2 separate regions of the Homo sapiens genome follow, and region 1 is linked to region 2. A link is an interaction called in ENCODE POLR2A ChIA-PET data of the cell type or tissue named here. Cell type or tissue: endothelial cell of umbilical vein. All regions are shown on one strand. Links, peaks and the distances in the headings refer to the core of each region. The heading gives the core; the rest is flanking DNA.

Region 1 (15,965 bases), core at 4,914-12,913, 170 kb after region 2:
AATATTAATTTTCAAAGCTGGAAATACTATACAACAATAAATATCTCCTTTATTGTTGTTCTTTTACATTGAGTTTAAATCTATTAATATTAGCCTTTTGCTCTAATCCCCTTTCTCCTGAAGTGATTAAAAACTAAATGTCTTTATTAAAGCAGATATACCCTTTATTTCCAGTAATAGTACCTTTGAAGAGCAAGCTAATTAATTCTTTCTAACTGCTTAATGTAAACAAGAAATACAACAGTTTTGTGAGTATTGCTGCAAAGAAGATAATCACAATTGATCTCCATATCACTTAATTAAACCAGGTCATTCATGGAAAATAATTACCTTCCATTATGGTAAAAAGAATTTGTTGAAAACAAAATGGAAATCATCCTGCCTTTAGTGAGGAATGACACCATTAGTGCTGGGTGGGGTTAAGCAGTGGTTTTATCTGAGGTGGTGGCCGTGTAGGGGATGGGCTGTTTACTGTAATTGCTTGAAAACAATGCTGTATGTGAACGATGGTTTTAGATTAATTTCCTGCTTCCTTTTAGATGTCATTTGTCATGTGAGGATCTATAAAAGTTTATTAACATTTAAACACCCACTTAAAGGATCACATTTTGATAGAAAGTCCATGAGGTCTTCTGGAGCCCCGAGTCTGAAAAATCACAGAAAAATACTTGACAAATCATAGAATCCTCAAGTAGAAGAGGGTCATGAGATAAACCCTGTTTGCATTTTAAACCACTGAACAGCGGCCATTGCAGTAAAATTCCATGAAGCTACAAGCCTTTTAGATATGATCTCATTGGCATAGTATCTTTCCTAAGGAGCTGATTTTTAGCCTAAGGTACAAAGTGATTATGCAATTGTATCTGGATAATCCTGGGAATTGAAAGTTAATTCTTTGGTTCCCATCAGTGGGCAGTTTCCAGAAAGAAAGGAAGGTCTTAAACGTTTTTGTCACTCTTCCTGTTAAATCTGAGCCATTTTCTGTGTCCCACTCCCAATACTGGAGAATTTTAAGAAAGACAGCGGTTCTCATATGTGTCTTTAAAGAACAACCCAGCTTACAGAGAAGTCTTAGCACTTCCCTTGTGCCTCGTAACTGGCTGGGCATCAGCATGCCTTGTCCTGGCTTTGCCCTGGGTCAAGCCATTTTCTTCCGCTAGGCATATGTCTTCTTACTAAATACAAGGAGATTTTAGAAGCCAGAGGATGGGACCCTTCCAATGCTGACTTGTGCACTGAATTCCCCAGGATCCTGTGAATGGGTCCTCAGATGCTGGCTGTTTACCAGGGGCTCGATGTATTCCATGACCTGTTCTCGTGTGTGTCGATGGCACAATGTGCTCTCAGTCCTCTTCTCAACTAGAGTAGTAGACGATACATGGACTTTCAGTATGGTGCCTATTTAGATATTTTTAAATGTAAGTCATTTATAGTCATGTGTTTTTTTGAGGGAAAAAAACCTTCTGTTTTTTCACCATTTCTCCAGGACTCTGGATTGATTTGGAAATGTCCTACAATGGGTCCTTTCTGATGACTCTCGAGACCAAAATGAATTTGACCAAACTAGGTAAAGAGCCTCTTGTTGAAGCCCTGAAGGTTGGAGAAATTGGCAAAGAAGGGTAAGGGGCTATATATGAATTTACTAATCCAATCCTGGGGCACCAGCTTCTCCCTCCAGCCTTTGAGAAGCAGATTTGATGTGTAGTGGCCCCTGGATGTTGAGTGAGCTTCTGTGTAAGTGCTCCTGGACCAGAGCATTTCAGGGAATGGTTTCCTAGTCTCATCCCCAGTGGCCTGTGAGTTCCCAACCCAGCTCAGCTGTGACAGCGCCTTTGACCTCAGTGCTGGTGGTGGTACACATGGAATTGATTACCCAGAAAACATCACTGACTCAGACAAGCAGGGCAGACTCATCCGAGCAATAAAATGATCCTCGAATAGAATCATGAAGATCCTTCCGGTCATAAACAGCAATATGTGGAGCAGGCTGAATCTACCTGCTTTAATCACAAAGTCAGAATTATTTATAATTAGATGATTGATTTTGTAGCACAGAGGGTGCTCCTAAAAGTGTTTTGAGAAGCATTTTCCCTAAATAATACAATATTGACTTGCGTAGTAAATCCCTCTCTTTGTAGATAGTGTATCTGCTGCCTAGGGTTTGTCTGATTTAGTAAATATTCCAAAATTGTGAGGTAACTCATGAAGCTTAATTTTTTTCCCTCTTAAATGCCTAGAATAGATAAACTGGAACTTTTACATCCTATTCTCCTTAAAATTACTGCTTTGACTATAAATTTAAATTATATTATTGTTTTTACCAAATTAAAAATGTTGACTAGAGGCTACTTCTCACATCTTTAGCCCTTTGCATGGAATCAACAGTATGATGACATGAAAATGTCACAAGGAGCTACCTCCATGGGGTCTAAATATAAGATACTGGCTCTTAGACTTTTGCTTGGTTCTGGTACTGACCTAATGCTTTTATTCATGCTTGTGGTAGTAGCAGATTGGGGGAGCTGGGTTATGCATTGGAGAATATTCTTTTACTTAGATTATTCTGATTTATTCAAGTTACTTAATGAAATGTTTCTATTTTAATAATTGGAGAATTTTACCAGCTATATGCAATCTAACCGGTGTCTGTGCTATTTTCCTTTCATTTTTCTATTTGTTAAAATATGTTTGGATTCGGCAATCTGTGGATTTATATTTTCTGGTGAGTGTGGTATTTATCAACTCTCCACATAGCATTTCATACCCTGTAACTTCTGAGTCTTGTTCGGTCCCATGTGAAACCATGAGGAAACCTGTCTTTTCATCACGTTCTTGGACATAAAGGCATCACGTTCTTGGACATAAAAGCCTGAGAGAACCGACACCAGGAGTAGTTAAGAGGCTTTCCTGACAGGGAAAGTCTTATAGACTTCCCCAATTTGAATTGCTGGAGTCCTGATCTAGTCAGACTCAATTCCTTGTCCTGCTGTCCCCACCCCACCCCCACGCATAGCTGAGCACATTAAATCTAGCTCATGACGACAGAGTTGCAGAACCAGCTGCCTAGAAAATGAAGCACCTGAAGCAGAAGCAGTCTTGAAAATGAGATCTAATAAAAAGGGAGTGTGGCAGAGCAACCTCAGGCAGATGCGTTTGTGCAAGGAGCCCTTTCTAGAAACAGCACCATGTGGGCACAGGGGCACAGGGACTCCATTGCAAAGGGGGTCTTGGGCACCGGGGGTGGCAACCAGGCCGGTCCCTGAGGTGCTTGCCACGTATGCGTCCACATTCACTGCTATTCATGCAGCCCTCGTAGCCCAGTTTCAAGTTCATAAACTCTGGCCGATCAGAGGGTGGACGTGTTTCTGGAAAGCTGTGCTTCTCTAGACTGAGTGAAAAAAAGATCCTCTGCTTTAGGAATGTGATGGTATTATATTTCACTTATATTTCTAAAGTACTATTTTTTTCTAGAACAGTCTGTTATAAAATGTTTTGCTTCTTCCTGTGAGGGTGTTAAATTATATGTTGATGTGTAGTTGGCTATCATTTGTTTTTAAAAGTAAGGAGGAATACAATCCAGCAGCACTTCATTTGGGAGAAAAAGGCCCAGAAAAATGGACCCTTACCCCTTTTTTCAGAAAGGACCCTTTCGGGAACCTGAGAGCACTGGGTCCTTCTTTCTGCAAATGCTTCCACATGCACCATTTGGCTCACAGTTTCTAGGAGCATTGTGAATCTCTGAAAGCCCATCCGTGGTTAAGAACCTAATCCCAGAAGTGATTCCAGAATCCACTTCACTTCCTCAGTCATGAGGTTTACGGAATCACCACGCGGCTTAGTAGCAGAGGAGGGACAGGGGTCAGCATACTTATTAGCTGTTTGAAGCGTGTGACCTTTGGAACTGACATCTTCCTTAATATTAAACCTCCAAAGCACGGAACATCTGAAGAATTGGCCAGCAGCAGCCCTTTCCTGCAGGCTCTCCCTGCAGCCCATGGCCACCTGTCCAGGGCTTCACTCCACATCAGGGTCTGCTCCCTGGTGTCCTGCCTGGCAGGGCCTCGGCTTCATCTCACTGCTTTTCTCAGTCCCTGTTCAAGTGTGCAAATGATTGTGCTTTTGCGGAGTCTCTGAGGAGATGCTGCTTAACCTGTGAGATGTCCTCCTTACTGGTAGGAAGTTTGTTCACCTTTAGTTAGCACCCTGAGGGTTAGACTGAGATTTTAACCTGTGTAGCTTTGCCCTAGCAAAGTCTCTTCCCTTTGAAATATGTGTCTGCTGTATTTTCATGGGCATTTTTCCTTTAGTCTTTTCCCAAATAGTCCTTTTGTCGCACACTGCAGGTAACATAACATACAACATTCAGATGGGATTGAGATAGTAACCTGAGCAGCCTCTGCTTTAGGAACTGCCCTGCAGAGGGCCAGAATGAGTTAGTTAAAGGGAGCGCTCTGCCTTTTGGGTGGCCTTTAAATGGAAAGTGGCATGGAAGTGAAGTGTTTCCTATAAGGCACTTGGCCTCTTCCTGCTCCACCACTGCAGTCTGGGCCCTTTGTACAAGTCCCCAAGTCAGAAGGTGGCCCCATCTGACCTCTTTTGGGTTACTAGTTCACATCTACCCCAAACTACCCATCTGCCCCCAGGCCCCTGGTGTTCTGGGCACTGAGTGCCTGCAGTTTACACTGTGACTCAGTCTAGTTTGTGGGTGTGTATGCACATGTGTGCCTGTGGCAGGTGTATAGAACTGATTTTCTCAAAAGAAAAATTAGTGCATTCTTGAGTGTGGTCTCCCTCAAAGCAAACATCTCACAGGGCTTCTTAATTTAATTATGCGTCTTCATTTAAAGCATTTTGGGGGCTTCTTTTTAGAATTGCCTCCACAGTCCGTGACATTCTTTTAGCTATCCTGAGTGACAGCAAATTGTCCTGCTTTGTAGATGGTTTGGACCTTTGAGAAATTGCTAGAAGTCATCAGAGGTGGTGGTCATTATGAGACCAAGAAATAAAATATTTGGTCTAAGAGTGTCAGTGATAAAATAATTCACTTTTTCTTATATATCTGACATTTCCAAAAGATTTTTGGCAGAAGGAACATAACTGGAATAAGCCTTTTAAGGTGTCTCTTTGAAAGGATACCACACTCATCTGGAATTCTGAGGTGTGTTTAAAACAAGTAGGCTAATTACATTCCAGCACGTCTTCTACAAGTAAGTGTGGTGTATCTTCCTCTGAAGTTCATGCTGAGGTCATAAAATGCATGTTCATTTATAAAAATGAATATCAGGCAAACACTGGGCTACACTTATAATTCCTAAGTATTGGGTGCCGCATAATACTGCCCCCAGCGCGGAGAGCAGAGGTACCACTCGGTCAAAATCAGATTTTCACATCATCTGATCAGCTTGAACTGGTACAGCATTACCTAAAGTGTTCACTTCAAGCCACAAAATTTGTCCTGTTCTGTGACCTGCAGAGGATTAACTCAGTAACCTGAGAGCTTGCCACAGCGCTCAGCCTCTGGCATCTTCTGCCCAGGGTTGGAGCTGCCAGATGATATGGCCCAGTGGGGACACAAGGAGCAGTGGCTCAGCAGATCTCACTGGGGTCCCAGAGCTTGCAGGCAGCCTTTTGTGCTTTGTGGGTGAGGAGCAGGCTCCCTGTGCTGTGGGGACAGATTTCACACCTGGCAGCATGAGGTCAGAGAGCCTCAGGCACTGCCATCCTACTGATGGAGAACTCTGATGCTCTTCTGAGAGGGGCGTGTGATCTTTGGGGATTTACATCTCTGACTTTCCTCACCCAAGACCCGGTTTAGGCTTTCATAGGAATTGAATTTTGCTATATACATTTTAAATATAAGATTCCTGTGAGGGCTGCCTAACCACAGCACACTCTGATATGGCTCTGCAGCCAGTGGATACACATAAGCATTTCCTGGACCAGCCAGGCCTCTGGTGGAAGGAGGAAGACTCAGTTACGTGCTGTCCCATGGCCAGGGACAAGAGGCTTTTGTTTCTGCAGAGGGAGTTTCCCTTTAATGTGGAAGTCCAGCCTGTTGGCTGGAGCACTGGCTCTAATGTTTCAGAGTGGGGGTAGGGAGGAGCTGTGTGTCCTGCCAGGGAGGACACAGTCCGGGTCCTCTTACAGCCGGCTCCTGTTTCCAGTGTAGAGGTTTCAGTCCTACCCTCCCAGTGCACAGGGCTGGGGCCACTGCCGGGCCTTCAGTTCCACACTGGCATGTGTGCTGTGCCCTTGGGTGCCTTTGGCTCCTGTTGGTCAGGCGATAACTGTCCCCGTGGGCCTCTGGTGGCCCAAGGACAGCATCAGGAAAACCAAAGGACTGCAGCTGCAGGGAGATAGGCCCTGAGCCCCACTGCCTTCCCTTGTCCATGTAACTGTGTCCTTGTCAAAAATACAATGACCAGCCTCTGCTTGGTGACCATTTGGTTGTGTAATAGTGTTCAGAGACTACTCTGTCCCTTGTTCATTTTGTCCCATTTAAGTCTCTGGGCTCAGACACAGCCCTGCCAGTACTTTCTGAAGCAAAGCCACGGTCCAGGGAGGAAGCTGCTTTCTATAGGCCCGAGGCTCAGCCCAGAAGCCCCCAGGTCCCCTCCGACGGGAACTGGACCCCTCACCTCTGCGGGTAATCCAGCAACCCCACACCTCTGGAACTGAGTATCTGCCCTGGAGAGCTGAGTGAGGGACACTGCTGTCCCATGAGGCTTTCCCTTACTTCAGTCAAAGGAATGGTCTTTAGACATGTATTTTTCCGGAAAATTTCCTGGGTTCTCATGTCAGTTGCTTCCTAGAGTCTCCTGAGACTTTTTGTGTGTGTGTGTGTATGTGGTTGTTGGCTTTTTCTGTGACCCTCAGGAGATAGGGCAGGTGTGGAGTGAAATACGTAATTTCACTGGAAAGGAGTCATGAGTCAAAACTCACTTGGAGGGTTACTAAGCCAGAAAGCATCAGAGTTGCTGAATTAAGCCAGAGCCAAGGGACTTGCCTCAACATCCCATCATCAGTGAGAAGTGGCCATGTCACCAGTATAAGCTGTCACCTCACTCTTGCAACCATCCGCTCTTTCTGTTCATCCTCCCGTGTGGCTCCGCTGCACTGCTGGTTGAAATCACTGCATTTTATGTGCGCATCACACTCCCACCTCCTGTCCTTCTGACGCATGCTCAAAAGCAACCTCTTCTGGGTCCAAGGCCTCTGTGGTCCTGTCAGAGGCCTTGGTGCTGAAGAGTGTCCTGAGCATCTGCGCTGATCCAAGGATTCTTGGATTGGGCCTCTTCTGGTTTGGGTGGGTTGGAGAGAATGACGAGATGTAGTTAACAGTTACATCCCGACCCTGTTGTGGTTGAGTGTGTGTGCATGGGTGTGTGTGTTCTCTTTCTAAGCAGAGCTTGGGTGAGGGCAGGCAGTGGTGGTGACTCTCTCTCTGTCCAGTTGCAGGCCCCGGGCATTCTGTCTGGCGGACAGCGATGAGGAATCCTCCAGCGCTGGCTCCTCCGAGGAAGACGATGCCCCAGAGCCCAGCGGGGGAGACAAACAGCTCCTCCCAGGGGCTGAAGGGTGAGTGGATCAGTGCTTCTGTGCCTCTGAGTCTCCAGGGATCAGGACAGCAAGTTGGGAGTGAACCTTGTTTCCCTTCCTTCCTCTGTGATCTTCCTTCCTCTTTAATGTTGAGTAGATGGTTTTTTTATTAATATCCCAGGTCAGTGGTCTGTTTAAATTCCAGGCAACCAAGCAAAAAGACCCATATAGCTTTCCTTACTAAAATGGCTTTCTGCTGCTGTTTGATTAAATAATAGAGAAGTTGAAGGGTGTGCTGATGATGAAAAGCATCTCCCTGAGCCTTCAGAAGGAACCGAGCATACACCCCCTCCCCCCGGAGAGCCTCCCTCCCCTCAGCTTCAGCTGGAGTGCATTTGCTTCTGTTGAGCTGCAAGTTCCTGCAAAGCAGAAACATTCAGATGATTTTCTTTGGCGAGTTTTGAAAGCGCTGATGACTGAGCTGATCTTTTGGATCATGAACTTCATTTGGAGGGGGTTACTCTTTCCCTGTTAACTTGGGCTGTGAAATGATCAAAGTGCTTAAATAGCCTATCCACAATGATCTTTTAATTACATAAAGTGAATTGAAGAAACTAAAAGAAGCCAAATAATTCAGAAACTTTTATAAGAAAAAACCAACCTATTCACTTTTGAAATCCTACAGGAGATGAGAATTCAGATGTTTGAGGAGTTGGTGCCAAAGTTTGTGTGTATTATTTACAGTCTAGCTGCTTGACCCTCTTAAGAATGATTGCTTTTCCCTGAACACATACTTTTCCTCATGTTCTGGAACTGTGGGGGATTTTAAAAAGCAAATATCCTTTCTTCTGAGTCTCATGGTACATGTGACCTGATACAACAGCTTATTTTCTTGGCCTGTGAGCACGTCAACTTGGTGTAGCATTTTGTTTGTTTGTTTGTTTTCTTGAGACAGCATCTTGCTCTGTCACCCAGGCCTGGAGTGCAGTGGCACGATCATAGCTCAATGCAGCCTCAACCTCCTGGGCTCAAGTGATCCTCCCATTTTAGCCTCCCGAGTAGCTGGGACTACAGATGCACACCACCACTCCTGGCTAATTTTCTGTTTGTTTTTTGTAGAGATGGGGGTCTCACTGTGTTGCCCAGGCTACATTTTTCTTTAAGAAGTTCCAAGCCCTTTGAAAAGTAATTGCCACTCAAGGTAGCCATGTGACACCACCTAAAGACAGTCCATTAATTACTGATTTATGTCCTATTGATGCAGCATGATTTGTTACTTGCTGCATGGAGATTATGAGATTGATATGTCATTGGATTTCTGTCTGGTATTGGAGTAGTATAAAGGAGGACAGGTGAGAAACCTCTGCATGAGGACTTTGTCCAGCTCTCCATTGTCAAGGTTTGGACTGTTTCAGACATTTACACCTTCTCTGAAGTAGTAGTTCTCAACTGGGGGTGATTTGGCCCCCCAGAGGACATTTGCCGATGTCTGGCAACATTTTTTATTGTCATAACTAGGGGGAGTGCTATTGGCATCTGGTAGGTAGAGACCAGGGATGCTGCTGAACACCCTGCAATGCACAGGATGCCCCCCGCCCCAACACAGAATCACCACATCCAAAACATCGAGTGGTGCTCTAAAGTAAGGGGAACGAAGAGCCACAGGTTTTTGTCTGTGAAAAGAGCAAAGTTTGTGCTAACCGCCCTTTGTGTTCCACATTTGAAGGTACGTTGGAGGTCATCGAACAAGTAAGATTATGAGGTTTGTTGATAAAATTACCAAGTCAAAATATTTCCAAAAAGCAACAGAGACAGAGTTTATTAAAAAGAAGATCGAAGAAGTCTCCAACACACCCCTGCTGCTCACTGTTGAAGTACAAGAATGTAGAGGAACCTTGGCGGTCAACATTCCACCACCCCCGACTGACCGAGTATGGTGCGTAGAGGGCCCTCAGGGACAATAAGTGATTCCTCCTATTGCATGGCCACAGAAATCCCAGCCTGCTTAACCTTGAGGTTATGGAAAGTACCTTCTCCCGGGCAGAAGCACTTCCAAACAATTTTCATGGGACCTTAATATTAGTTGCAAATCTGATGGTACTTTCTTCTGTGAGTGGTGAATTCACATTCAAGAATTCATGTTCACATGGTAGGAAAAGTTAAAGTCAATACATGAAGTTTATGAGATAAGCTGTTTCTATTATTGGTCTTCCTCCTCTGTAAAGCCAACTGTTCTGCCAGTAATAACAGCTGTCATTTGTAGATAGCGCCTTTATTCTCTGCCTGGCCCTGGTTGTAATTGCATTACCTGATTAGTCCTCATAGCATCCTGTTGAGGTAGATGCCATTGTTATCCCTACTTTAAAGATGGGGATCACACATCCAACAGAGTCTGGGAAGTTAGGGAGACTTCCCTGAGTTAGGCCTCAATGCTGAGGAGTCAGGAGCATGTGCATTTGGTGTCTGAGGACTGGATTCTCAGCCCCAGCTGCATGTTAAAATCACCTGGGGACTTGCTAAAAATATAGCTATGCCTGGCCCATCCCCCCGGATTTCAGGGGTCGGGGGTGATGAAGCCAGGGTTGAGAGTCACTGAAATAAATTACTGATGAGTTCAGCATCACTGCCTGTGAATCTCAATTTAAAATTGACATGCTAAGTCCTATAAAAATGGGCATAAGTGTAAATAGTGATTGCATAAGAGATCTCATTGTACCATAAACTACACTCATAACAAAAATATAGCTCTGTTCTATCATAGAGTAAAACCAACATGCTAGTACATACCATCGGTATTCAGAAGGATTTGTAGGAATGATCAGAAGAGGGGTTTTGAATTGACTAACCATTTAACGATAATGCTGGTATTTCCCAATAAAACTTTAAAATGCCTTTTTATACTTTTTTAAAGTAATATTTTCATTGTTAAAAAAAAGAGAAAGATTGGGAAAAGGTGAAAAATAGATAAATAAATAAAAACCCATAATCTCACCATCCAGAAATAACCACTGTTAATATATTGTATGGTCTTTCAAACCTTAAAAAAATTTTAATAGTTAAAATTGATACATTTCTTCTCCTTACTGCCAATTCTTTAGATTTATCAGTTTTAAATGCCTCTGCTCAGGGGGAGATAAAATAAAAGGGCTCTAGGATAGTGCTACCCAAGGCATGCTCAAATGCTGAACTATGTGTTATTGATCCATAAAGATAAGTATAGAGTGTTTAGAAATATTTATGGCAACTTGACATTTTTACTGTATTTCCAAAAGCACTGGTCCAGGACAGATTTAAGGTTTTAGATAGTTGATAGCATACAGGGTCTTGTCTGGATACTTTGCCAACAGTTCTGATTGCCAGTCTGCTCCCTCGGGAAGTCATACAAAGCGTATTGTTGGGGTGTAGGATGAAAAAACAGGTTTCAAACCTTATTGATCGACATATGCACAGGAGAATGTAAGGGGAGTTCACCCTACTTCTGTCAATAGTCCTCTCTTGGGGATGACATTCAGAGAGAGGCAGTGTGTCTTTCACTCTCTGCTTTATCTGCTTGTATGTATGTTTTGTTTTTGTAATGTACATATACTACTTTTATAAAAATTGAAAGAAAAAAGGTTATTGCCATTTTAGAAAAAAACAGAAACCAATGCCCAGGTCATGGACTTTTCCAGTGGTGCTTCCTGGCTCTCTCAGTTTGTCAGAACTGTTCTAAATCCGCCACAGCCCTAACACCATCCAGGGAACACAGGGGGTTCACAATTCATACTTTGTGTGTGGAATATTTTTAGAGGGCATTTTCAGAAGAAAATAACATTTTAAGTAGTGATAAAGCCCCATGTAAATGAGAACTGTTTGCTGTCAGTGCCTGTCTCATTCCTTGCTTTGCTTCTAAATGTGGTTATTACTTGTCTTCAAAAAGGTATGGTTTCCGAAAGCCACCACATGTGGAGCTGAAAGCTCGGCCAAAACTTGGAGAGAGAGAAGTGACTTTAGTTCATGTGACAGACTGGATAGAGAAGAAACTGGAGCAAGAGTTTCAGGTAAACCTCTAGTGTTATCTAGTATTTCACACCAAGTATAGAAGCTCTGGGTTTAGCCGAGGTTCTGAACTTCAGCTGGGTCAGGATCCTCTTTTGAAAATCTGATGGTGACCTTCATCCCGGAAGAGTATTACATTTGATCAAATATGGGAATAAAACTTCAGGTACAGTATCAAAGCCCTGAAACTTATCCACAGAACATTACTAAGTCATCTTCAGAGGAAACCCAAAAGATTTGGGTCAGAGCAAAATGATGATGTCTTTTCCCAGCAAGCCTGCCAGGACTGTCAGGCTTTGTTTTCTCTTATGCAAGGCCTGGCCTTGCCCAACTCTTAGCACCCGGCCTGTGGGCAGGGAGGCTGCCCCCTGTTCTTGTGTGCTGTTCACCTTGCTCAGTTTGTTCAGTTCAACAAACATTCCTGGAAACCCTTCTGTGTGCCAGGTACCACCTGCCCTGGGAGTCCAAAGATGAATCTGGCCTCTCCCTCCCCTGGGTAGCTTCTAGTGTAGTCTGGGAGTTCATTAAGCCAGAGCTTACTCTCTCAGCTTTTCTTTCTGCATTTGGCCACCAAAGGTAATAGCAGTATAGCTGAGGCCCTAGGATGAGCTATTTCCATCAAACTTTTATCAGATATTTGAAGCACAGTTGTCTGTCGGGGTTTTATGGATTAGCAAACTATTTACTTTTAATGAAATTCACCTTTTGAAGAAGACCTACATTCTTTTTGCAGTGGTATATTTTGAGTTACTGCCTTAAAAAAATCCTCTTATTTAAAAACTAGAGATTAAACATAACTGATAACCAATTTCTGAAAAAGCTTAATGTCATCACCAAATAGAAAAGTACTTTGAACCTACTGAGGGGAAAGAACATCATGCCTTTTATTTTTCCCTTTTTCTTTCTTTTTTTTTTTTTTTTTTTTAAGACAGAGTCTTGCTGTGTCGCCCAGGCTGGAGTGCAATGGCGCCATCTCGGCTCACTGCAAACTCCGTCCCCCAGGTTCACACCATTCTCATGCCTCAGCCTCCCGAGTAGCTGGGACTACAGGCACCCGCCACCACACCCAGCTAATTTTTTGTATTTTTAGTAGAGATGGGGGTTTCACTGTATTAGCCAGGATGGTCTCGATCTCCTAACCTCGTGATCTGCCCACCTCGGCCTCCCAAAGTGCTGGGATTACAGGTGTGAGCTACCATGCCTGGCCTAATTTTTTGGTATTTTTAGTTGAGACAGGGTTTCACCATGTTGGCCAGGCTGGTCTTGAACTCTGGACCTCAGATGATCTGCCTGCCTTGGCCTCCCAAAGTACTGGGATTACAGGCGTGAACCATCGCACCTGGCCATTAGCTTACATTTTATCGCTAGGATTTATTAATAAAAGGATAATTCACATGGAATATGTGTTCTAGACATAGTAACTGGGAACTACTGTGAACAGCTTAAGCCAATTCTCTTAAATTGTTGGATATATATCAGTGCATATGGGCAACCTTATTATATGTATACAAAATCAAAGGCCACTTCTGCCTCCGAGCTGATATATTAGAGGATTCTCGTATCCATGCGCTGGTATGATTCCTCAACTCTTTCTAAAGTATGTATGGTGGGAGAATTAGTTTGGAATGCATAGCAAGTTTTTATATGTACTTTTAAAAATCAGTCTAAGCCCTAAAATTATCAGAACAAAGGAGGGTGACAGCCTGGCAAGGCATTCTTCCACATAGCTGTTCTTTAATATCTTCCTACAGAAAGTTTTTGTCATGCCAAACATGGATGATGTTTATATCACTATAATGCACTCAGCCATGGACCCTCGCTCTACTTCCTGCCTCCTGAAAGACCCACCTGTGGAGGCTGCTGATCAGCCATGATGGGTGATGTCAGATGTTCCCCATATTGTGACATCGAGCTGGATGTGTGGGGTTCTTGGCCGCCATCTGTACTGTAGCACTGGCCTCTGTGCCACAGCTACTGTTTCTTAAAGGACTGCTTCTGCCCTCTGCCTGCCAGTGCCCATTCCACTGTGAGGTGTCATTCCCTGCATCTAGTGACAACTGTCTGGATTGCCTGCTGCAAAGCTTTGATTTGGCAAAGGAGACCATGGAAGAATCATGGTGGATCCAGAAGTTATACGTGACCCACACCATGGCTTTTAAAAGTCTACCCATGTTTGTGGCAGCAAATGAGCACAGTAAGAGCAAAGCTGAACAACTTGCCTCCTCTACTCCTCCAAAGCTTTTCTTCAGGCAGCCGGTGCACAGTGGACTTTTTCACTTCTATACTTTGTATGCGGCCTTCCACACTTCCAGAGAATGTCAGTGTGCAATGTGTCTGGAGGGTGGGGAGAGGAATTCTGTGAGCCTTTTCATTTCGGTGACAGAAGAGATGGGCAGAGCAACTTATTTTCCACATTAAATTGTGCATTTGGGAAGCAAGTAGCCATAGTACACACACAACACGCTATCAGCTTGGGTAAGGACAGTGGGATTTATGTGAACATCAGGCAAAGCCATGAGATCAAACCATCCCAAGCCTTTCACCAATGAGGTACAACCACCTGGGGGCTAGCTAATCTTGAATGTTTTCCTGAGACAGGAGCGTATGTGAAAACATCAAACACTGCACATGACAGGATGGGTCCTCTCATACAGATGGGATGGGGTTAGAAAGCCAGAGCCAGTTTTTCCATCTGGCGTTTCCTGTGTCCTCCAGGTTTATATGGGAATCGAAACAGTTTGTTAATCTGATTGGGAGAGTTCCATGGGCAGATTTCCCTTCCTGAAGGCCAAAACGGAGAACTGCTCTCTTTAATTATTTCAAGAGTCAAGACCAAAAGTTTGCTCAGCATCACACTACATCTCAAAATTAATGTTGCCAACTTAATTTTGTGCATTTGTGTCAGAATGTTTAGTTTACAAGGTTGGGGGCTCTCTTTGCTTCGAGAAGTAAACCTAATACCATTTTTTTATTGTTTAAAGCTGCATTCAACGTCAAAATTACCTTGGGTAACTTTTGATAACTTACATGTGTGGACAAAGCTAATAGTGGTTTTTTAAACAGCACCTTGCCTGAACATGACTTTAAAGAAATTAATATATTGAAAACATGTTTGAACCCTTATTTTAATTGCACCATTAAAACATTTGACTTAAATTGTTTGACCATTCCAGTTGGTGTACTGTTCTGATTTTTCGTTGTGTAGGCCGATCTGCCTGTCAGAGTCCACGTGTCCTGGTCACTGGTCTTTATAATTGTTGTGCAATAACTAAAGGCTAAGGACTAGATGCACTATCGTGTAAAGAGATTACACATGACTGTACCATGTTGCACTTAATCAAATAGTATGTGGGGATTTAAAATCGCTTGCATTGTTTCACAAAATAAATATCTCAATGTCAAATACTAGATAAGCATCTAAGTCATTTCTACGGAATCCTGTTCAGATAGGGGCACAATAAAATGAGTACAGAGCACCGGGGCCCTCACCTGGCAATCGCAGCTTTCATTTACTGCGTTGATCACTGCCCAGTCCTAAGGCTACAAAGCCATCCTCACTACATCCTTCAAACTATGTGCCATTATCTTCAGCCCACATTTAAAGAATCCAGTGAAAGTTCGTAACTGAGGGGGTAGGGCAGTGGTGCTCCTGGGCTGCAGTTTACACCCTTCATTGTCTAGTATAATGTTAATTCGGGACACCTTCATTCATCGAATGTCCATGTAGTGAACGCATACGTGCATCCTTGCCCACCATTGCTGCCCTGTACTCAGAACTGATGCACCTTTCACTGGAGCCCTTGTGGAAGATCTTTTACCAATCACTGAATCTGGACTGTGTAACTAGGTGTCTATGTTGTCCCCAACCATATATAAAATCTAATTCACCTTCACAACCGCCCTATAATTTTGAACTGTTTAGGAGTGACAGATTAACCTGCCCAAAGCTTTAGTCCCATGCTTGTCAGTACTCCTGCATGGTTATTTGTAAACAGGTCGATTACCCTTTAGTCAGGAGTTAACTCAATGCAGTTCCACACCGAATCTGTTTATGTCAAGTACACAACAGCCCTGCAGACGCCATTCCACGCTGCCTTCAACTAAATCTGCGCGTCTGATGGCAGACGCGACAGCCTGGGACTTATGTCGAACTCACGGCGAAGGCACAGCGCGCGCGATACACTCAGGGAAGGCTGGGCTGGGGAACGTATGGGAGCAGAGGGGCACTCCTTACGCATCAAGAGTCCGCGTATCCCCGTCAGCCACCGCCCCCCTAACACGCCATTCCAGCCTTGGTATTACGGATTGAGGCCTGTCGTGGCAAAACAGCTGGAAAATTGCCCAGCCTAGCAGCCGGACAGTCAGGTTACTTCTTGTCGCTCGCGGTT
Region 2 (15,965 bases), core at 3,141-11,140:
ATCTACTTTAAACATGAAGAGTAATATTCTACTGTGGCCTGGGTGACCCTGGGCAAGTCATAGAGCCTCTCAAGACCTTGGTCACCTTCTCTGTGAGATGAGGTATGGGCTGGAGGCAGGTCAGTGGTCCTCGGGCTTTATTAAAACATCAATAGTTTGGCGCACCCCACTCCCTGTGAATTTCCCATTCACTAGGTCTGGAGCGGTGCCGAAAACGTGCATTTCTAACAGGTGTCCACACGCAGCTGCTGCCGTCACGCTGGGGCCCGGGCTTTGAGAACCACTCTTGATGCAGCATGTTCCTTTCTGATTGTGCCACGCTAAGGCTCTGCTTCTTGTTGGAAGGAGTAGGGTCTTTCTCACCCTCCAGAAATCCTGGAGGGATCTTTCAGCATTGGTGGGCAGGTAAAACCCAGAAACACTGTGCTTATTAGAGGGAAGGTGGTATTGAGTGACCCCCAATAAAACAGGGGGCCCAGGGCCGTGCGCAGTGGCTCACGCCTGTAATCCCAGCAATTTGGGAGGCTAAGGCGGGCGGATCATGAGGTCAGGAGATCGAGACCATCCTGGCTAACACGGTGAAACCCCATCTCTACTAAAAATACAAAAAATTAGCTGGACGTGGTGGCGGGCGCCTGTAGTCCAGCTACATGGGAGGCTGAGGCAGGAGAATGGTGTGAACCCGGGAGGCAGAGCTTGCAGTGAGCCAAGATCGCACCAGTGCACTCCAGCCTGGGCGACAGAGTGAGACTCCATCTCAAAAAAAAAAATTGGGGCCCAGTGTGGGGTAGGTCTGTGAGATCAGTGAGCCAGCTGGGTGCAGAGCGGAGTCTTTGCTGACCTTTCCCCTTCATGTTCCCCGTCATCTTCTAGCATGCAGCATTTCAGGGCTGCCTATTTTGGGAAATGGCTTAAAGGGCACAGTTCTGGCCCTTAAACCCCCTTTCACCCCCTGAGTAATACAAAATAAGCCCTCCCCTAGATAAGCAATAGGGCATGGGGCAGGCCTGCCTCCAAGGAGCAGCCCCAGGGCCGAGGAGAGAGAGCTGGGCGCTGGCCCGGGGGACTTGAGTTTGATGGGAAAGCTTGCAGACAGTGGGGGAGCTGCCTGGTCTTTCCAGTCTTGGCTTTTGGCTCTAAGCACAGCTTTTTTTTTTTTTTTTTAATTGTTGTATCATGAGGCGCCTTCCACTCAGCTGCCTCCCCACGTTAGGGGATGGACACAGCACTGGCAGGGATCCTGTGTGTCTCAGTTTCCCTATTGACTCTCTGTGGCCTAGAGATGTATGGTAGAATTCCACACTATGCTTTTTTTCCACCTTTTTTTTTTTTTTTTTTTTTTGAGACAGGGTCTCTCTCTGTCACCCAGGCTGGAGTGCAGTGGCGCAATCTTGGCTCACTGCAACCTCCACCTCCCCAGGCAGGCCCCTCTGACTCAGCTGGGACTACAGGCATGCACCACCGCACCCAGCAAAATATTTTTATATTTTAGTAGAGATGGGGTTTCGTCACATTGGCCAGGCTGGTCTTGAACTCCAGAGCTCAAGCAATCCGCCCGCCTCAGCCTCCCAAAGTGCTGGGATTACAATGCCCAGCCCACTTTTTTTTTTACTTTTTACAATTTTATTCTTAAAATTGTGGTAAAACACATATCACATAAAATTTACCATTTTAACTCTAAGTATCCAGCTCAGTGGCACTAAGTACTACACTTTTGGTTGTCATAGCGTGGTGAACAGAGAAGAGAATGCTACTGCGTCTCGTGGAGAGAGGCCAGGGATACCGCTAAACATGCGACAATGCACAGGACAGCCCCCTCCCCACCACAAAACACCACCCAGCCCAAAATTTCAACAGGGCCACCATGGAGAAACCCTGGCCAGAGGAATTCACCTCCTGCAACTCCTCCAACAGGAGAGCTGGTTTTCCTCTCCAGTACCAGCTTTTGCCTGCCCTCTGTCTTGGGAGGTGACTTAAGGCACATCCCACCTGATTACTGTGGCTCTGGATGGGTGCTGAGTCTTGCTCTGGGCACCAGCCCTACCTGTTGAGCCAGAGGCCCACCTCCCCATCACGGAATCTACTCACTCAATGGTCCATCTTCTACTTTTTTGTTGCTATTTTTTGTTTTTTGAGACTAAGTCTTGCTCTGTCACTCAGGCTGGAGTGCAATAGCACGATCTTGGTTCACTGCAACAATCGCCTCCTGGGTCCAAGTGATTCTCATGCCTCAGGCTTCCAAGTAGCTGGGATTGGAGGCATGCACCACCACGCCCAGCTAATTTTTGTATTTTTAGTAGAGACGGAGTTTCACCATGTTGGCCAGGCTGGTCTCGAACTCCTGGCCACAAGTGATCCACCGGCCTTGGTCTCCCAAAGTTCTGGGATGACAGGCGTGAGCCACTGCGCCCAGTCCACCTTCTACTTTCTATTTGCCTGGAATTCAGACTTCCAGGGTGTTTCTTAGGGAGGCAGAAACCCTGGTCCTCACCGCATCCCCTGCCACCCAGTATACCAAGACTAGCTGGGCCGAGAGTAGCCGTGACAGGAAATGGCTGAGAAAGAACCAAAGAAAAGGAGGCCTCTGTGCCAAGTCTCCTATGGGAGGAAGAGAAGAGCACTTGAGGATCAGTCCCCACCCATCCTGTGAGGCCCAGAGCCAGTGAGGCCAGAGGGCACTGCCAACCCTGCCCCTGGGGAGGCATTTCCTACTTCAGCGTGCAAGATGGTGAAAAAGTATCCCCATGAAAAAATGGATGCTACCTCCAATTCAACTTTGGTGATGATTGCTCTGTTACCAAAAAAACAAGAACTGCAAGTGTGCATGGAGTAAGTGTTCCATCCGTATTTGAGTTTTTCACATTTTGTCTTCAGATTGCTTTAGAAAATGCCTACTTGAGGTTCTTTCGCTGTTGGGAAAGAGGTTCCAGAGCCCTTAGGGGACTAGGAGGGTCCAGGAATCACGGGGTCCTTTGGGTCCTTGCAGGTCAGATTTGCATTGGGGGTGCTGTCCTCAACCTCACTCAATGCATGGAAGTTGACACAATGGCTCAACATTAGCGTTGGGCTGATTCATCATTTGGCTGTTGACACCAGCCTCTGGCCCAGCCAGGACAGAAAAAGGGCCCCTGAGGAACTTCTGGCTCTGTTCCCTCTATGGGGGAGGGGCAGTGGACTTGTGATAAGACAGGGTGTTAGGGTGAGGTGGACTTGGGGAAACAGGATATTTCTAAATTAGAGAAACAGAAGGATTGTGACCCCCGCTGTGACAGACAGGCCCTGAGCCTGCCCGAGGTCCAGGAGGAACTGTATGTGAGCTTGGGGCTGGGTCTATACTGAGGCCCCTTGGCGTACTTTTCTCGATAAGACTGAGGACTTATGGCCCTCCCACCATTCCCTCCACCACCTTCGAGAACAGCAACCATCCCCAATGCCCACATCTCCTCTTGGGGTCTCCCCCAGGCAGCAGGTGAGGTCCCCATGACTTCTCTGTCTTCAAGTCAGGGTCCACAGTCAGCTGTTTGGGGATCTGCCCCAGCATGTGGGCCACTGACCATTGGGTGGGGTCCTGGTCCTTTCCAGAAGGGCAAGCCATACCCGTCACTTGCCTCTCATAGGAAACACCATCTCTAATGAATGCAGGCAGGGATCACCCACCACCTATGCAGAGCTTCCTGCTCTCATTGGCTTTTCTCAGCCTCACTGTCCTCTTGCTGACATCCGGTTGGGACCATTTGCGCAACTGCAGACTGGCAGGGCCAGGCAAACACAGCATGGCGCCTGCCAAGAAGGTGGTGTGAGACTGGGCACAGTGGCTCATGCCTGTAATCCCAGCACTTTGGGAGACTGAGATGAGTGGATCACCTGAGGTCAGGAGTTTGAGACCAGCCTGGCCAACATGGCGAAACCCCATCTCTACTAAAAATACAAAAATTACCCGGCTATTGTGGTGGGCATCTGTAATCCCAGCTACCTGGGAGGCTGAGGCAGGAGAATTGCTTGAACCCAGGAAATGGAGGTTGCAGTGAGCCACTGCACTCCAGCCTGGGTGACAGAGCTAGACCCCGTCTCAAAAAAAAAAAAAAAGAAGGTGGTGTGGGCTCCCACACAGTTGAGAGGAGACTCCTGAGGGGAAGGGGAAACAGTTGCCCAGATCTGCTAAGAGCGTTGGCAATGCTTCTGCCTCCTCCTCTGTTGAGCCTGCTCCTGGAAGGGATTGACAAAATAGTATGAAATCTAGAAATAGCTTTATTCCCAAAGAGGATACCGGTGGTGTTATTGAAAAGAGCAAAAACTTGGAAAGCACCTACATTTTTAAAGTAAGGAATTGGTGAAGTCAATAGTTGTACATCCATTTAACAATTATTTAGTAGCTAATTGGACAATTATGCTTAAGAAGTTTTCAGAAAAAGTTTATAAAGCCATGTTATATGAAAAAGTTAAGTTATAAAATGGCATATACTGTATAATTATAACTGCTCCCCACCCCCAAAAAAGCCAAATCGTAGTGGAAAATGACTAGGAAAAAAAAAAGTATCAACAGGGTTTGGAGAATGAGGCCAGATATCATTTTTATCTGCTACTTCCTACTTTCCATAGTTTTCATTTTTTTCTTAAAAAAATATGTGCTACTAATTTTTTTTTTTTTTTGAGATGGAGTCTTGCTGTGTCGCCCAGGCTGGAGTGCAGTGGTGCGATCTCAGCTCACTGCAACCTCTGCCTCCTAGGTTCAAGCGATTCTCCCGCCTCAGCCTCCCGAGTAACTGGGACTACAGGTGCCCACCACCACGCCTGGCTAATTTTGTATTTTTAGTAGAGATGGGATTTCACCATGTTGGCCAGGCTGGTCTCCTGGCCTCAGGTGATCCGCCTGCCTCAGCCTCTCCAACTGTTGGGATTACAGGCATGAGCCACCACACCCAGCCGTGATACTACATTTCTAAAAAACTGTTTAAAATGTTAAATGAGGCCAGATGTGGTGACTCACACTTGTAATCCCAGCACTTTGGGAGGCCAGGGTTGGCAGATCACCTGAGGCCAGGAGTTCGAGACCACCCTGGCCAACATGGCAAAACTCCATTTCTACAAAAAATACAAAAAAAATTAGCCAGGCATGGTGGTGTGCGCCTGTAGTCCCAGCAACTTGGGAGGCTGAGGCAGGAGAATTCCTTGAATCTGGGAGGCGGAGGGTGCAGTGAGCCGAGATAGTGCCAGCTGAGGCAGGAGAATTCCCTGGAGGTAGAGGTTACGGTGAGCCAAGATGGCGCCACCACACTCCAGCCTGAGTGACAAAGCGAGACTCTGTCTCAAAAAATAAAAAATAAAGAAAATTTTAAATGAAGTGCCAGGGACTTTATGCGCATGTCATGTGGAGCTAGAGGGTCCCGGGGAAGCTGTCTTGCACAAAGGAGCCATAAACCTCTAAGGGCACCTGCCGGCTGATGTCTCCTGGCTCTCGCCTCCTCCCTCTTTTCTCGACCTGCTCCTGACCCTGTGATGTTGTTGGGGCAGTTGAACTGGGTTATTTGCGTTGCTCACTGCCATGTCATCCTTTGTTTTGTAGATGCCGTGGAAAGCAGATACTCTGTAAGTACACATTTCATATACATTATATTTAAAAGTACTCCACTGAACAGTGAAATATTTCCAGACTCACCCACGTCCTGCATTCACATGAATTCTTCCCCGCTCCCTAGTCTGTTTCAGACCAGAAGCCCTGGGCTTCTCTGACTAGCCTTGGCCAGTTCTGATTTCGAATATTCTCTCCTGCAATTTCCATCATTACATCTCAGCCCACACGTGAAGGGATTGGGACTCTGGGGTGCTTAGCGCCAAACAAGCAAAGCACACATTTCGTTTAACGCCAAAGTCTAGGCTCTGGAAGTGAGGCAGATCTAGGGTGTATGCTTGGAGGAGTGGAGCAGCTGACAGCTCATTGCAATTTAGCCGATTCTAATTACCCCCTACACACCAGGCCATCAGCTGCAGGAGACACCCAAGCTTCTTGACCTCAGTTCACCTTCTGATGAGGGAATCAGACATGTGATCACTTATCATAAAGCAAAGTGAGCTATGCCAGAGCCTATGGGAACACAGAACAGAGACCTAGCTAGTGGCCTCTTCCCCAAGGAATCATTTGGAATGGGCCATGAAGAATGAATGGAGTGATGGCAGCATTGAGGGAGAAAGATCAGCAGGAGCACAAGGGTGAGGGATGACCAGTTTCAAGCAGTGTGGGATGGGAAAAGAAGAGTGTGACAGTGACAAGTGACGGGAGAAAGATAAGTCAGGGCTTAAATCCAAAGGATTTACATGCCTTGTTAAGAAGCTTCATTCTGTAGGAAATGGAGTTAGGAATCTGCTATTTGGCAGATGGGAGGGTTTATGAAAGACACAGAGGCCCACGTTCAACTTTTGCAAAGACGTGTCTTCCAATCCCAACCTTTTTGTGAGCTACCCAGCAATGCAGGAGTTAACTGGGCAGCTAATATCTGAAGAAATGAGGCATTTGCCGCATAAACTTCTTTTAGGTCTGGGAAGAACTTTCAGCAAGATTTCTGGTAGCTCTTCCAGTGGGCCCCTGGCTTCCTTTGTTTTGCCCATGTCTGGACTCTTGTAAAACAGAGCTCATTATGCCTTTGACAGACAGGAAGCCACTGACATTCTTTTTATGGAAGAAAGCTATGAATTTAAGGAAAAGAGGAATGAAATGAATGGTTGTTTTTTTTCCTAGCCAAAACCCACTCAGACTCCTGAAATCAGAGACTATCGTGTCACTGGGACAAGGAGCCCAATTTACAGATGAGGAAACTGAGGCCTGCACTGGTAGAATAGCGTGTCTGGGGTCACCTGGATGGCTAATAGAGTGAGGAACAGAGCCCAGGCCTCTATACTCTGCGGCCAGTCCTCTGTCACGACAGAGACTCCCTCCAAGATGTGAAGTTGCTGTCCCAGCAATAATGGCTTTGAGAGAGTGGAAAATGAGGTCTTTGCTCCCTGGGCAGTGCGGGACACAGATGTGTTCTCCTGAAGCGATAAACATGGCTGGGTCCACCCAAAACACCCTGTAGGACCAACTTATTTACTTTGTCTTGGATCCAAAGGGTGTCTCTGGACAAAGGCTTGGAGCTCCAGGCCAGACAGAACTTTACCCAGAAGCTGGCCCTTGGGCCTCAAAGTCTGCTCCCAGGATGGTTCTGAGAGCTCACCCATGACTGGTCCTGTCCCCCCAGAAAAAAGAATAGAGTCATTTGATGGGAGCACAGGGTTTCCAGCCGTTGGGAAAGGAATTTTGAACCTTTAAGCAAATGGGTTTTGTTTATAAAAGAAGCAGGTATAGCTTCCCTAATAATCAGCTGGTGTGGGTCAGGAGAAAATTAATTGAATTGCCCAGTGGGGAAATGGGAGGAGATTTCCTTCCTGAAATCAAACCTGGCGATCATTCCCAGTTGTTTAATGGCCGTTGCCTCTGAAAACATTGGAGGAAATATCTTAACAATGAGATAGCCACGTAGCCAAAGACTAATTTGGTATTGTTTGACTTGCTTCAATGGCACATTCTGACTTCATTTTTCCTCTGCCATTTTTACCTTGTTTATAAATTGTGTGTGTGGCCGACGCAGACAGATAGCATGGAAGAGAACACCCTGTACTTAAATGAAAGGGGTGAATCTGGACTTGTGAGAGTCTTGGGATCTTGGAAAGGACCCTGCCTTCTTACAGAAAGAAAGGCAATTGGCAGCTATAGCTCGCCTCCCCCCTTCCTGGAGGCCAGGAGGCAGCTGGGCTACAGTGGAAACTGTCCAGGTGCTAGGATCAGGGGATGGGAGGGGAGCTCCAGCTTTCCAGCTGTCTTTTGGGTGAGCCTGTCTTCCTCAAGCTCAAGCTTCCTTATCTATAAAGTGGAGATGGTGATGACAATGATGATAAGAGCAACCTATTAGGATTTTAAGGATGAAATGAGCAACTGCAACCACCATATAAAAGCTGCAAGCTGCAAACCACCATATAAAAGCTGGTTGATCTCAAGCTCTTTTCATCACTTGGGCAATAGTAGGTGTGGATGGGGGACTTAACTTGATTTGGCCATGAAATGACCCTGCCACATATGGAGAATGTAGCAGTTGCTTACCCAAGGCATAGGATTCAACCAAGGCCAGGCTTTGACTTAGGAATCAGAGACCCACATTAACACTTGACTTCCCACTTCTTAGCCATGTCACCATGGGCAAATTTCTTGGCCTCTCAAGACCTCTACTTCCTAATCTGTAAACTGGGAATCATAAACTCCCTCACTTGGTTGTTGCAAGGGTTGAATGAGCACCTGGCATAGACCTGGTCTATTGCAAGTGCCCACAGGAGCACTTTGTAGAAGCAGGAACTAGAGATCCCAGGGTGTGTTGAAATCAAAATGACCTTTGAGGGAGACCACACCATATTCCGGGTACAAGGCAGGGCGATTTCACAACTGCACTTGGGTGGCTGATGGCTGGCTTCTGATTTAAGCACAGCAAGCCCAGACCTTGGATGTGAGCGTGTTAACCTTTACTTCAAAATCCCTAAGGCCCTGTTGATTGTGGCCCAGCCCTTCCTGTCTGTGGCTTTGGTTCTGCAATGGTGCCCCAGGCATTGGCTGCCCCCACAGAGAGAGAGCGGAGGTGTCTGGGGAGGGACTTGGTCTGGGGCCCACAGAAAGGCTGGACACCAGAGTCATGTCTCCCCCATCCAGGCAGAGCAGAGGAAATAGGGCAGGGTGGCTGCCGGCGCTGGCAGGCCTCCAGCCTCTGGGGCCAGCACGGCTTGCTTGGCCCACTTGCATGGGGCTCTCCTGGCAGAGGAGGGGCCAGAGCCTTGGCTTTCTAGTTGGGGCACCTCGGCCCTGCATCCTGTTCCCCAAGGGTCCTTGGACCCAGCAGGGCTGAAACAAAATGGAGACACTATCCCAGCTCACCCTCAGGAAGCCAGCCAGGCTGGCTGTGGAGGTCCCAAGACCCTGGGTCATCCTCCATCTCCAGCTTCTGCCTTGCTGAGTTCCACCTGCAGCAGAGTGTCCTGTGCACATGGAGGGTCCAGAATAGTGGACTTAGGTGCTGCCTGCTCTTCAGGGCCCACTGTTGCCCAGGGCCCCCCTCTACTCTGGTATCTCCCAGCAGGCCCTGCTCTTTTTCCCTCCAAGGGCTCCTTCCATTTGTCAAAATCCAATCTTTAGGCTGACTCCAGAGTTGCTTCTGTGAATCCCCCACTGCCCAGCCCAGAGCCCTCTCAGTGCCTCTGAACCCCTTCTGCAGTTTGTTGAGACCTCTTATACCTTCTACTTCATAGTGGTGTTGTTTATCAATAATTGATACAATATAAAATTCTTGGGGACAGCTTCTTGCATCCCCAGCATAGAGAACAGTGTGGGTCAGATAAGGGTCCAGGCACTGATAGGTGGATAGGTGACACAAATACCATTTGAAGCTGTTAAAGAGCACTACAGGATGGCAGAAGGAATCCAGGAATCCTTTTGTGGGTGTTTTTTTGCTTTTTTTGTTTGTTTGTGTGTTTTTTGAGATGAAGTCTCACTCTATCACCCAGGCTGGAGTGCAGGGGTGCTATTTCAGCTCACTGCAACCTCCATCTCCCAGACTCAAGTGATCCTCCCACCTCAGCCTCCTGAGTAGCTGGGACTACAGGTGCACACCACCATGTATGCCTAATTCTTTGCATTTTTGATAGAGATGGGGCTTCGCCATGTTGCCCAGGCTGTTCTGGAACTCCTAAACTCAGGGGATCCACCCACCTTGGCCTCCCAAAGTGCTGGGATTACAGGGATGAGCTACCATGCCCAGCCAGGAATCCTTTTTTTTAATTGTCATAAAATATACATAATATTAAATTTACCATTTTCTTTTTTTTTGAGACGGAGTCTTGCTCTGTCGCCCAGGTTGGAGTGCAGTGGCGCAATCTTGGCTCACTGCAAGCTCCGCCTCCCGGGTTCACGCCATTCTCCTGCCTCAGCCTCCCGAGTGGCTGGGACTACAGGCACACGCCACCACGCCCGGCTAATTTTTGTATTTTTCAGTAGAGACAAGGTTTCACTATGTTGGCCAGGCTGGTCTTGAACTCCTGACCTCATGATCCACCCGCCTCGGCCTCCCAAAGTGTTGGGATTACAGGCGTGAGCCACTGCGCCCGCCCGGCAAATTCACCATTTTCCAGTGTATACTTAACCATTTTAAAGTGTATAATTCAGTTGCATTAGGTCCGTTCACATTGCTGTGCAACCACCACCACTATCCATCTCCAGAGCTTTTTCTTTTTAAGTGAAAGCAAGTTTATTAGAGAAGTAAAGAAACAAAAGAATGGCTACTCCATAGGCAGAGCAGCCACTGAAACACTGTACCCATTAAACACTAACTCCCCATTGCCCCTCCAGCAACCCCTAGCAACCACTGTCTACTTTCTGTCTCTATGAATTTGACTATTTGAGGTACATCACATAAGTGGAATCATATATTTGTCCTTTCATGTCTGCCTTATTTCATTTAGCATAACGTTTTCAAGGTTTTCCTGTGTTGAAAATATATCAGAATTTCATTCTCTTTTTAAGGTAGAATCATATCATTTTAAAACATTTCAGTTGGACCATCTAAGTTCAGTCCTTCATTTTCAAAATTAAAAAACAGGCCTCAAACGGGTACATCTCACGTTAGCTAGAGACAGAACTGGAGCTAGAAGTCAGATCTCTTACAAAGTTGCCTTTCTTCTTCTGTGGGTAAGTGGGGCACCCTTGGGACGCTGTGCTGGGCGTACATGGGTGCTTGATGAAGTTACTTGGTGGACTGATGTGATTGATGTCCAACATGTATGCAGGGACAGAGGCTATGGTCCCTACAGAGCAGGCATGGAGAGAAGGAGAAATACATACGGGCAGGAGCCAGGAGAGGGAGGGTGTAGTGAGCAGAGACCGCGCCACTGCACTCCAGCCTGAGTGACAGAGTGAGAATCCATCTAAAAAAAATTGCTTGCTAAAGAAGTGGTCTCCTGAGGTCTTAAGACGTTCCTGACAATGTCTTGAGTGGGTGGGAGAGAGGCTGCAGTCATTGTGCTGTGGAATTTCAGAGGTGAGAACCACACCTAACCAAAATTACTTTCCCTGTTTGCCTCAGTGACACAGCTGCAGGAACCCTGGTGGGTGTTGTATTAAGTAAATTTGACCTTTATTCTTTGCAGATCTGTGAAATGTTGTCTTCTGAGGGGCCACGTGTATCTGTAGTGCTGAGGACTCCTTGGGCCTCTGAAGTCACAGAGAGAACCCTGCAGGGTGGGGGACCAGTGTGTGACAGCCCTGCTTTGCATTTTCTTTGAGAAGTGCTGTCATTTTGCATTTCTCTCCACCAGGGCAATCTTCAATCTTGAGAGGTGTGATCATAACTTGCCTTGTTTCTTGTCGCTACAGAGAACGGAAGGCTCCCTTGATGGAACTTAGACAGCAAGGCCAGATGCACATCCCTGGAAGGACATCCATGTTCCGAGAAGAACAGATAATCCCTGTATTTCAAGACCTCTGTGCACTTATTTATGAACCTGCCCTGCTCCCACAGAACACAGCAATTCCTCAGGCTAAGCTGCCGGTTCTTAAATCCATCCTGCTAAGTTAATGTTGGGTAGAAAGAGATACAGAGGGGCTGTTGAATTTCCCACATACCCTCCTTCCACCAAGTTGGAACATCCTTGGAAATTGGAAGAGCACAAGAGGAGATCCAGGGCAAGGCCATTGGGATATTCTGAAACTTGAATATTTTGTTTTGTGCAGAGATAAAGACCTTTTCCATGCACCCTCATACACAGAAACCAATTTTCTTTTTTATACTCAATCATTTCTAGCGCATGGCCTGGTTAGAGGCTGGTTTTTTCTCTTTTCCTTTGGTCCTTCAAAGGCTTGTAGTTTTGGCTAGTCCTTGTTCTTTGGAAATACACAGTGCTGACCAGACAGCCTCCCCCTGTCCCCTCTATGACCTCGCCCTCCACAAATGGGAAAACCAGACTACTTGGGAGCACCGCCTGTGAAATACCAACCTGAAGACACCGTTCATTCAGGCAACGCACAAAACAGAAAATGAAGGTGGAACAAGCACAGATGTTCTTCAACTGTTTTTGTCTACACTCTTTCTCTTTTCCTCTACCATGCTGAAGGCTGAAAGACAGGAAGATGGTGCCATCAGCAAATATTATTCTTAATTGAAAACTTGAAATGTGTATGTTTCTTACTAATTTTTAAAAATGTATTCCTTGCCAGGGCAGGCAAGGTGGCTCACGCCTGTAATCCCAGCACTTCAGGAGGCTGAGGTGGGCGGATCACCTGAGGTCAGGAGTTTGAGACCAGCCTGATGAAACCCTGTCTCTACTAAAAATACAAGAATTAGCCGGGCGTGGTGGCGCATGCCTGTAGTATCAGCTACTCAAGAGGCTGAGGTGAGATTATCGCTTGAACCCAGGAAACGGAGGTTGTAGTGAGCGGAGATCGCGCCACTGCACTCCAGCCTGAGTGACAGAGTGAGAATCCATCTCAAAAAAAACAAAAAACAAAATTGCTTGCTAAAGAAGTGGTCTCCTGAGGTCTTAAGACATTCCTGACAGTGTCTTGAGTGGGTGGGAGAGAGGCTGCTGTCATTGCGCTGTGGAATTTCACAGATGAGAACCACGCCTAGCCAAAATCACTTTTCCTGTTTGCCTCAGTGACACAGCTGCAGGGACCCTCGTGGATGTTGTATTAAATAAATTTGACCTTTGCTCTTTGCAGATCTGTGAAATGTTGTCTTCTGAGGGGCCACATGCATCTATAGTGCTGAGGACTCCTTGGGCCTCTGAAGTCACAGAGAGAACCGAGCAGGTCTATGTTTTTGTTTTGTTGTTTTGAGACGGAGATTCGCTCTTGTTGCCCGGGCTGGACTGCAGCGGCGCAACCTCTGCTCACTGCAACCTCCGCCTCCTGGGTTCAAGCAGTTCTCCTGTCTCAGCCTCCCGAGTAGCTGGGATTACAGGCACATGTCACCACGCCTGGCTAATTTTTGTATTTTTAGTAGAGATGGGGTTTCACCACGTTGGCCAGGCTGATCTCGAATGCCTGACCTTTGGTGATCTGCCCGCCTTGTCCTCATGTGTGCTCCACAGGCCTTTGGGTTGGGATTGCAGGCGTGAGCCACCATGCCCAGCCTAGACTCTTTTGACAATATGATGAAAGCTGTTGGTTCCTTTCCCCAACACACACACACCGAGTTGTATCACGAAAATGTCATACAATTTCCAGGTTTTCTGAGTGGTGGGCTCAGATTGAGGTCAAAGGATCAGACGACCTCTAACGACCTTCATGTCTCTGTTGATGATCTGGGGACAGCCAGATCCCCTGTGTCCAGGGAGTTCCTTAGTCCCTTGCCACCACCAGAGAAGGGCAATTGCCACGGGAGCTGCAAAGACCCTATTCCTACTCCTGGTGCCTTACTTATGCAGCACGACTGAATTTTTTGTTTTGTTTTGTTTTGTTGAGACAGGGGCTTGCTCTGTTGCCCAGGCTGGAGTGCAGTGGCACAACAATGGCTCACCGCAGCCTCGAACCCCTGGGCTCAAGCGATCCTCCCATCTCAGCTTCCTGGGTAGCTGGGACCAGAGGCGTGAGCCGCCATAGCTGGCTAATTTTTAATTTTTTTTTTGCAGAGATGAGGTTTCACCATGGTGCCCAGGCTGGTCTCGAACTTCTGGGCTCAAGTGATCCTCCCTCCTTGGCCTCGCAAAGTGCTGGGATTGCAGGCATGAGCCACCGCCCCCGGCCTGTGGAGCACACATGAGTTTAAAATTACTTTCCCTTCTGCCTATATTTCCGAGGAGGAAACTTCATGCGCAGGGATCTTTCTTAGTGGATTTAATGGCTAAAAGGTCTGTCTGAATCCAGGACGCTGGCTTTAGCCTTCCTCGGCAGCTGCCGTAACCCCGGTGTCTAAACCTGAAGCATCCCAGGAGCACCCACTCCAGGAGTTTTCTCGGCCGCGGAACTCATTAGTTAGAGCGCCCTCTTGTGTTCTCATGTGGTAATCGGTCACTGAAGGACTTAAAATGGTCCTTAGCCAACACACAGTAAAACTTTTCCCTCTTCTGACCCCAAGAGGTCAGCCACCCATTTCATGAGCATATACTGGTCGCCCCATCAGCGTTCTCTGATTGGCTAACTGAACCCACTCCCCGACCTAGACTCAAGACAGGCGAAGTGACGCTTAGGTCAACATTCACTCACTAAAGCAACGACTGTCGGGCGATTTTGTCTCCCGCTGGTTTTGGAATGGTGTCTGGAGACATTTTTGGTTGTCACAGCTGGGTGGGTGTGCTCCCGGCATCTGGTGGGTAGAAACCAAGCATGCTCCTAAACATCCTACAGGCACAGAACCGTCTCCCACGACCAAGCATGATCAAGTCCCAAATGCCAATAATGGCCAGGTTGAGAAACTCTGCACAGAAGCATCCAGTTATTTGTCTGTTTGCTCAACAAGCTTGTGCTCATCATGCTCTGTGTTCCTGACGCTGTGCTGGGTGTTGGCGGTGGGAAGATTACAAGAGTCACATGGCAGCTGTCCTCCTGGAAGGTACAACCCAGTAGAGATGCAGACTAACAGAGAGCCAATTACAAAGCAGTGTGACAAGCGTCATGGTGGAAAATTAAAAGCTCAAACAAGGGCACATGGGAGGGGCTTCCAACACAGACTTTGGGGGATCCAGGAAGGTCTAAGAGGAAAGTGGGTCTCACCAAAGCCTTGACCATAGGCAGAGGGTACCAGTGGAAAAGGTGGGGTGAAGAACATTGAGGACAAAAGGAAGAAGTGCAGGAAGGCCCTGAGGCAAGGGAGTGGGGGGTGCCCTGGAGGGATGGCAGCAGGGCAGTCTGTCAGACCCAAGTGGCCTCCAGCCCTAGAAGCCAATTAGTCCTCCTCAAAAAGCTGTCACTGTCCCCTAAGAATTGCTGCCAGGCTCCCACTGGCCTGACTCAGTCTTTGAGAGTCTTAAGGAGGAGGTCTCTGAAAGGTACACACCAAGAACTCTCCCCAGCACAGCTGTTTTTAAGACTCTCCACCAGCGTCATTGGCGTGTTGGGAAGAAACCCTCTGCCACAGAGGCCAGCTTCAGCCTTTGCCTAACACCGCAAGGGCAAATGGAAAGGTAAACGGGAAGGAGATGTCTCCCCAGCAGGCTATTTGAGGACAGTCTTCCCTGCAGAAGATCTCAACCTGGGGTCCACAGAGTGGAAATGTTAGAGTAGGGAGCTAGGCAAACATGAGCAGGACAGGTGAGGGCCCCCACAGGAATGTCAGGCTACCATCAGGTGATGGTCAGGTGGTTGTTAAACTGTCTCTGTAAAATAATAATTGGTTGCAGCCAGCTCCAAGCAAGGACAGTCTCTCAATAGATACAAAACACCCTGATCTGGTGATCAGCCGCTTCCCGATAAGATCTCAGGAGCTGGGCAAGCAGCCTGGAGCATGCGCACCAAGAGGCAAAATGGCGGAATTTAACCAGTATATGACCTACCTTCCTCTGGGAACGCACGACTGGTAAGGGGAAAAATGCCTCAAGTGAGCATGCGCGCAACTTCAGTAATCACACTGTGCATGCGACCCCTTCCAAGTGCTGGCAGGTCACCACATACGCGGACAGCCTGCTGCAAGGGAAGAATCAGGGGAGATGAGACGTAAATCCCAGAACTATGCCAAATACATAAAACCCCAAGTTAAGGGTCAGGCAGGGCACTTAGATCTCTCAAGTTGCCTGCCTGACCCAAGTGTAGTGTACTTCCTTTTGTTCCTGCTCTAAAACTTTTTAATAAACTCTCACTCCTGCTCTAAAACTTGCCTTGGTCTCTCCCTGTGCCTTAAAACCACTTAAAACCACCTCTGCCCCTCAGCTGAGTTCTGTCTTTGAGAAGGCAAGCATCAAGTTTG

The links. Peaks named below come from ENCODE experiments on the same cell type or tissue, not always from the same donor. Only the 100,000 strongest peaks of a DNase experiment are listed, where the experiment ranks them.
Region 1: POLR2A ChIA-PET joins it to region 2 with 12 read pairs; 4 of 35 experiments call an interaction of 5 or more read pairs at or near these places.

Annotation. Positions count from the first base shown.
Region 1 is chr17:64,146,455-64,162,419 of GRCh38, reverse strand. It overlaps TEX2 (testis expressed 2), which reads left to right. Exons shown (of 12, transcript NM_001288732.2): 8 at 1,487-1,619; 9 at 7,453-7,578; 10 at 9,266-9,475; 11 at 11,459-11,579; 12 at 13,329-15,193. The coding sequence ends at 13,451. It overlaps SNORA50C (small nucleolar RNA, H/ACA box 50C), which reads right to left; the gene lies at 15,949-15,965. Among named protein-coding and RNA genes, the nearest start is that of SNORA50C, 8.1 kb to the right of the region's middle. In endothelial cell of umbilical vein, for the core only: no CTCF peak of the experiment used is centred there; DNase peaks (open chromatin) are centred at 6,019 and 9,789; H3K27ac peaks cover 752 bases.
Region 2 is chr17:64,319,321-64,335,285 of GRCh38, reverse strand. It overlaps PECAM1 (platelet and endothelial cell adhesion molecule 1), which reads left to right. Exons shown (of 16, transcript NM_000442.5): 15 at 5,564-5,586; 16 at 11,441-15,871. The coding sequence ends at 11,470. Among named protein-coding and RNA genes, the nearest start is that of PECAM1, 64 kb to the left of the region's middle. RefSeq lists an enhancer at 8,799-8,878 and a silencer at 14,038-14,249. In endothelial cell of umbilical vein, for the core only: no CTCF peak of the experiment used is centred there; DNase peaks (open chromatin) are centred at 6,035, 6,585, 7,475 and 8,595; H3K27ac peaks cover 4,552 bases.